Linked DNA regions of Homo sapiens: regions 1 and 2 are each linked to region 3. The links are chromatin loops, found by intact Hi-C in ENCODE. Cell type or tissue: HCT116. All regions are shown on one strand.

The links. Peaks named below come from ENCODE experiments on the same cell type or tissue, not always from the same donor. Only the 100,000 strongest peaks of a DNase experiment are listed, where the experiment ranks them.
Region 1: it touches region 3 in a loop (4-fold over the local background); 17 of 110 quality-filtered maps call a loop at or near these places.
Region 2: a loop joins it to region 3, with 3 times the contacts of the local background. A loop is called at or near these places in 52 of 110 quality-filtered maps.

What each region holds. Positions count from the first base shown.
Region 1 is chr13:22,792,892-22,795,391 of GRCh38, reverse strand. No RefSeq gene overlaps it. Among named protein-coding and RNA genes, the nearest start is that of LINC00621, 120 kb to the left of the region's middle. In HCT116, no CTCF peak of the experiment used is centred here; a DNase peak (open chromatin) is centred at 1,521; H3K4me3 peaks cover 1,841 bases; H3K27ac peaks cover 2,052 bases.
Region 2 is chr13:22,739,315-22,741,814 of GRCh38, reverse strand. No RefSeq gene overlaps it. Among named protein-coding and RNA genes, the nearest start is that of LINC00621, 180 kb to the left of the region's middle. In HCT116, a CTCF peak has its summit at 1,365 (motif pointing right); no DNase peak of the experiment used is centred here.
Region 3 is chr13:21,636,897-21,639,396 of GRCh38, reverse strand. No RefSeq gene overlaps it. Among named protein-coding and RNA genes, the nearest start is that of FGF9, 33 kb to the left of the region's middle. RefSeq lists an enhancer at 288-407. In HCT116, a CTCF peak has its summit at 972 (motif pointing left); a DNase peak (open chromatin) is centred at 1,926; H3K4me3 peaks cover 1,180 bases; H3K27ac peaks cover 1,421 bases.

The DNA.
Region 1 (2,500 bases), 1.2 Mb before region 3:
TTAACTGATGAAAGGTTAATTAACCTCCCTGTCACCTCTCCCTTTGAAGGAATAGACTATTGTCATATACCATAAGAATCGCATCCCATTCAGTATGATGCTGTCACCAACCATTTATAAAATGGCCAATTCCTATTAACTATGAAACTCTTACATATAAAAATGCTGAATTAAAAACAGGGTTCTACACTATTAACTATGCTTTTGGATAACTAATTAATAATATTTTGTTTTTTATCAGAACCTGCTTTGTGCTTGGTGGATGAAAGAGTGCAATATATTGTTTATTTATTTTAATTAAACAATATATATTGTTTTAAAAATATATTTATAATTTTTATCAAAGCTAAGATTGAGAAGAACAGACCTTTTTCTCTTGAATTACTAATAGGTATGAAAATGACAATATAGTTTTACTTCGTGGCAGAATATTAATATTTTTATGTATTGTGCATTTCGCTGCTATAGTAATGACATTAAATTAAAAAAAAAACAGTGAGAAATGTTACTCACACATATATTCCTTGGACCAGCTTAGTGGTCTTATCTCAAAAATATGCACAACATTTTTTCCCAAGTTGACATGTGATACAGTTTCAATAACATTTAGATAACAGTATTTAAGACATGCTGATAACACCATTAGTCTGGTGCAGGGCTTACCAGGGTGAGCTGCAGATTCTAAGGCTATAATGGGATGTTTGTTTGTTTAATTAGGTGGTTAGTGGCTTTATGAAAAAAAATTGAATTTGAAATTGTAAGTTAGAGCAGTATAGTTAGAAAAGGTGAGAATACAAATGCAATTGACGAATAATCCAATACTGATGGTAGAGAAAGAGGAGTACACTGAAATAAGAATCAGATAGGCTTTATGGATGGGAATTTGGCTACAGTCTAGAAGGATGAAATCTAAAAATGACTTGAGTTGTGGCCTTGTAAATACGGTTGTACAAATCATCATGGTTAACATCAAATCACAGTACTGTTTGAAGCTTAAAGATGACAGTTTTAGGATAAAGGGGAAGATAGTATCAATGCGGTATATATTCCAGTTGTGGGAATTTCGTATTTAAGAGGTCTATAGGAAAGGCTTAAAGATATGGCCAAAAATCCAAGGATTTACCTGTTAATGTCACACGAAGGCTCCTACCCTTGCCCAGATAAAAGCCCAGGAAGTTTCGTGATAAGAAGGGATGAGGTGAGGGAAGGGATTGGGCCACTCCTCCTCATCCTTCTGAGAAATATTTTCAATTCAACTCTTTTAGAAACTTTGAGCTGGAAATGATCTTGCAATCTAAGCACCATATGAGGAAATTGAGGACAATGATATTACTTCACTTATTTCAGGCAGGGCTGAAACCTAAAAACTTAAGAGCCATATATGGACAGACTAGGTTCTTTGAAGTGGCTGAGAGTTGCTGGTGTAATTTGAGTCTCGGGGCACTGGGGTGTGGGCCTGGATTGGTGAGTACACACGGAATGACCTGCCCATCCAGGAACCTCTGAGAATCAGGGAGCAAAGATCAAAGAAAAAGAAAAATGTCAGGACTTGGGAGAGGGTGTATTACTGAAGGTTAGAATATAACGTTTGCTTTGCACGGCATGGGGATTGTCCAGTTTCCTGGAGTCGGCACAACAAAGGACCGCAAACTGAGCCGCTAAAACAACAGAAATGTATTGACTCACTGTTCTGGAAGCCAGAAGTGTAAGATCCAGCAGTCCCCAGGGCTGTGCTTCTTCTGGAGGTGCGGCGGAAGGATCTGTTGCAGGCTCTTTCCTGGCTTCCACCGATTCCTTGGCAGCAGAACTCCAGTCTCCATGCAGCGTTCTCCTGTGTGTCGGCTTCTTCACCTGGCCTTCTTTTTATAAGAACACAGTCGTGTTAGATTAGGGGCCCATCCTACTCCAGTGTGACGTCGTCTTGACTGATTACCTCTAAGGAACCTCTTTCCAAACAGGGCCCCATTCTGAGGTGTTGGGGGTTAGGACCTCAACATAGGATGTTTGATGGGGGGAAAAATTCAACCCAGAAGAGGGGTGGCGGAAGCTTTATTAATAATGACACATTTTCCCAATGGCCCAGCACCTCTGGTTATGGTAAAAGGTTTCACCCACGCCTGAGGCGGGGCTTTCATTCTTCATTCCTACTGCTTTTCTCATCCTATACTCTTTTCCTGGAAGCAACCATTCTCAAGATGTAAACTGCCACCTCTATGTAGACAGCTCGCTAATGTATGTGACCAGGCCATAGTCCTTTCCTGAAATTGAGGCCTTCTTAACCCACTGCCTGTCGACACATCACCAGGTATCACCCAGATACAGAAACCTCGATGGAAGCCAAGCCTGGCCGCTTCTTCCTCAACCCCCACCTAAGGAAGGTCCCGCCCCAGGTAAAGGCGCCTCCCGTGGTCCCCAGCTAAGCTTAGCTCCTGCACAACAATCTTGGGTGCTTCCCTCCCTTTCTCCCTCCACATCCCGAGTCCCTCAGCTTCACAGATAA
Region 2 (2,500 bases), 1.1 Mb before region 3:
GCAACACAGGGTTTATGATTCTCTTTTCTTGTACTGTCTTTACCTGATTTTGGAATAAGGAGTTAAGCAGCTTTTCTTCTTTTCCTACTTTCTGGAATAATTTCTTTCATTGACACAACAATTAAAAATATTGGTGAGGTATATGTGACATTTTGTTACATGCACAGAATGTGTAATGATCAAATCAGGGTGTTTAAGATACTTGTTACCTCAAACATTTATCAATTATTTGTTTGGGGAATATTTAAATTCTTCCCTTCTGCTATTTTGAAATATACAATAAATTATTATTAACTATAGTTATCCTACTGTGCTGTCAAACAGTAGAATTTATTCTTTCTAATTGTATATTTGTACCCATTAACCAATCTCTCCTCATTCCTTCCACTCCCATCCTTCCCAGCCTCTAATGACCATCATTCTACTCTGTACCTACATGAGATCAAGATATTTATCTCCCACAGGAGTGTCCTACTTAACATAATAACCTCCAGCTCCATCCATGTTGGTGCAAATGAATTTCATTTTTTATGGCTGAATAGTATTCCATTGTGAATATATGCCACATTTTCTTTATCCAGTCATTCATTGATGGAAACTTAGGTTGATTCCATATCTTGGCTATTGTGACCAATGCTGCAATAAACATGGAGGTACAGGTATCCCTTTGATATACTGATTTCCCTTCCTTTGGATAAATACACAAGATTGTACTAATTTACATTCGCACTAACAGCTATAAGAGTTTCCTTTTATCCACATCCTCAGCGGCATTTGTTATCTTCTGTCTTTTTGATAATAGCCGTCCTAACTGGGTGAGATAATATCTCATGGTGGTTGTGATTTTTATTTCCCTGATGATTATTGATGTTGAGAATTTTTAATACACCTACTGGCATTGGAATGTCTTATTTTAACAGATGTCTATTCAGATCCTTTGCTCACTTCTTAATTGGATTATTTTTCTTCTTGCTGTTGAGTTGAGTTCCCTGTATATTCTGGATAGTAGGCTTTTTCAGATGAATAATTTTAAAGTATTTTCTTTGATTCTATAGGTTGCATCTTCACTCTATTTATTGTTTCCTTTGCTGTGCAGAAGCTTTTTAGTGTAATGTAGTCTTATTTGTCTATATTTAATTTTGTTGCATGTGCTTTTGAAGTCTTGAACATAAAATCTTTGCCTACACCAATGTCCTGAAGCATTTGCCCTATTCTTTTTCTTCTAGTAGTATTTTAGTTTGCGGCCCTACATTTAAATTTTTAATTCATTTTGAGTTGATTTCTTATGGTGAGAGATAGGGGTCCAGTTTAATTTTTCTGCATACGGTTATCCAGTCTTCCTAGCATCATTTACTGAAGAGGGCGCCCTTTCCCCATTGCACATTCTTTGCCCTTTGTCAAAAACCAGTTGGCTGTAAATATGTGGATTTATTCCTGGGTTATCTATTCTGTTCCATTGGTCTATCCCAAAACCATGCTGTTTCTGTTATTATAATTTTGTAGTATATTTTGAAGTCAAATAGTGTGATGCCTCCAGATTTTTAGTTTTTCAGTCAGGATTGCTTTGGCTATTCAAAGTCTTTTGTGGTACCATACAAATTTTAGAATTTTTTTTTCTACTTTTGTAAAGAACAACGTTGGTATTTTGAAATGGATTGCTTTGAATCTGTAGATCGCTTTGGGTAGTATGATCATTTGAACAAGATTAATTCTTCCAATCTATGAGCATGGGACATCTTTCCATTTGTTTGTGTTTTCTTCAATATCTTTAATCGGTGTTTTGTAGTTTTCATTATAAAGGTCTTTCACCTTCTTGAGTCCCAATTTTATAATGATATATAATGGCAATTATTCTCAGTTCAATAGCCCCTCCTTTTTCTTATCTTTCTCCTCTTTTGAAAAAAAAATGAGAATCACTGGCTCTTTTTGGGCATCTATTCCAGTTTACCTAAGTGATATAATTTGACTTTAAGTTAGATTATTTTGATAGTGGGGTTATCATTTAAATTTAAAGGATCACAACTGCCAAATATTTATCCTTCAATTATATTTCAGAGCCAAGCATGAAATAAATACTTACTGAGCATCTGGTATGTTCTTAAAGCTATTCTAGAAGTAAACAGTAATAAATTACAATATTTTCTGTCAAATAATATCTAATTTGGTTGAAGGAGCAAAACTGGACCATAATAGAAAGTCTAAATAGTAAATAGTATAAAAATGGAAACACATTTGAAAAATATTTGCAATTGGCAGACGGGCAATATCTAATCTTAGTCTCACTACAAACTGCTAAGGATGGTGTTCCATTTTATTGATACATTGATTTTCTAAGATGACGTGATTTGCAAGAGGTCATCTGGTTAGAAGTGCTAGGGTTGAAACCTATGACTTCTAAATCTAAATCCATACAATTTTTCATTTTATCATGGTACCCTTTAAATGACTTGAAAGTCTACAGTTTCCCTTTACATAATCTGAAAGTCCGATAGTGGGATTC
Region 3 (2,500 bases):
GCAAGGTGAAGCAAAATCATTAGTCTCAAAAGTTTTAATATTATATTTCTAACCTTTGTAGAGAACTTAAATGCTAACCCAGATATCCCCTCCCAAAGTCATATTAGTTCAGCAGCAAAAAGATTGTGGGGGTGGGGGTACAGGGGGAAAGGCTGGGTGAGAGAAAGAGAATTATTTCCCAGAAAAGCATAAAATTGCAAGAATCTCAAAAAATTGCATCTCCCTTTGCCACTGTATCATACCACCAGGCATAACGGGGCCCTGGGCCGCAGGGCCTGTGACTTTCACACACTTTTGTTCAATGCCATTAAAATTTCAGTTCTGCTTTTATGCTCTCTTATCTGCTTAGTTGATTATTTATGTTGCAATTCACACTAAGTTCAAAAGCCACCACTTTTTGATTTTCAGATGTCTTCATCCTCACTGGTGTCCACCTCATCCCCAGGCCTATCTCTGGGACAGGCAGCCCTTTTCTTATTTCTGGATGGGATCTGAGAAACTGTCATGATACTTGTCTGAACTTGTTAGTGGTAATGTCTCCATAGTGCTGCAATAAGCAAATGTATCATTCAATTGTCTCACTATTTTAAGTGAAGCAACCAGTTGCTTTCTGTGTTATGTAAATATTCTTTCAAATATGCAGAAGCATATTTTGGAGGGGGCTATTTTACTGACATCTTTTTCATGGGCACTAATGAACGAGATATTTTTACAGATAATCTAAATAGCATAGAGCTCATGTATTATAAGGATACTGTTAAAAAGAAACAGTGCTAACCACATATCCCAAAGTCCTGACGGAAAAAAACTGTAACTGTTTGGAATGTAATAAAACTGTCCAAATTTTACATGAAGTCAGCTCTGCAAACAGCAAAACATAAGTCACTCTTCTGTTTATTCTGTGCCAGTAATAAACATAAATTGTTGCTTCCAGATAGAAAATAAAAACAAAGAATAGAGGCGCCCTCTTGTGGAGAGAACCAACACTACCACTTCAAAATTGCTAGCTTTCTCCAATTCAGACCATGTCCCAAATCATATGTTCATTTTTAAAGGAACTCGCCTTCCTAATTATTGCTCAAGTGAATAGTTGTGCTACTAAGCAAGGGATTCGTAGTTTCATTTGCTCTGCAATCAGAGGCCTTGCCTCCCAAATTCTAGTTCTTGGGTTAACTCAGCTGACGCACCTGTGAGTTACCATAACCCCATGACCTCGCCAAGGGCCCATATACATAGTGCCTCCTTTGCTGGAACTTCCCTCAATGCCTGGGGCCAGCCTGGCTAGGGCTGTGACTCTTAAGGGTCTCACTTCAGGTTCTGCCCCTCTGGGGACATACTGACCCTTGTTACTACATGTCTGATGAACTGGTCTTTCTCTGTATTGTACGTTAATTTTATCTTCATTATTTGAAAAAGAAAACCTGTTATCAATAAATCTTGCAGTCATTGTCCTAAGAGCAATAATTGTGCTGTTCTTATGTTTCGAGAACAAGCTAGAGCAAGCAGTGTTTCATAGCATTTATTATGGTTTTCCAAAATTGCTGAGCTTTTTCTGTCTCTCCTCAGATGACAAGCACTGGAAAGGCAGAGACCCTTACCTCCTTTGACTTCACACCGTCAGGGCCTTTCATGGTTTCTAGTATACAGTGGGTGCTTAATAACTAGGTGTTGCACAAATAAATCCCATTTCCACATCCAAATTTGGTTTGCTGAAAGCAGCAGCCAAGACAGCCACATAGGTAGTAACGCGCACAAGGGAGCGGCAATGCAAAGAGGAACTGTGGCTGAGGTGCCCGGAAGCTCCGCTTTGCAAACCGGGGACTGCAGGGGAGAGAGGACGGAAAGGCCGTGGCGGCCGAACTTCCGAGGCTGAAGTATGACACATCCACCTCACTCTGCCGCACCCACACTTCAGTGGGATCAGGCTCCCTTGGAGGGTTTGTTAAATGCAGGGTGCTGGGCTCCACCCCAGAGGCTGTGAGTCAGTGGCTCTGGCGTGAAGCCCAGAATATGCATCTCTACCAAGTTTCCAGGTGATGCTGTTGGTCTGCAGAGCACACTTTGAAAACCACTGAGGTAAAGCAGTGCTTGATTCACACTCCGACTGCAAATAAGGAACACCTGGAGACTTCTGAAAATGTGGGTCGGCCACACCACGTCCAAGACAACTGAAATCCCTATGGGGGAGACTCAGGTGGCAGTCATCTTCAACTCCACCCCCACCCCACCTGGCAGAAGACTATAGACAGAAAGTCTTGGCCAAAGTCCAGGGCTTTGTGTATATGTTATTAGTTTCATGGAAAGAAACATACAATAACACGTCACTTTACTGCGAAGATTTCCCCTACATTATCTCATTTGCACCTCAGACAATCCTGGGGGGAAAAGAAAGCAAAAAATGTAGCTCAATTTTAAAGAAAAAGAATTGAAGTAATAAATGGCAGCCCTTGGACTTAAGCCAGATGATTTCTTTTAAAATACCACCTTTAGAGTTAAGTAA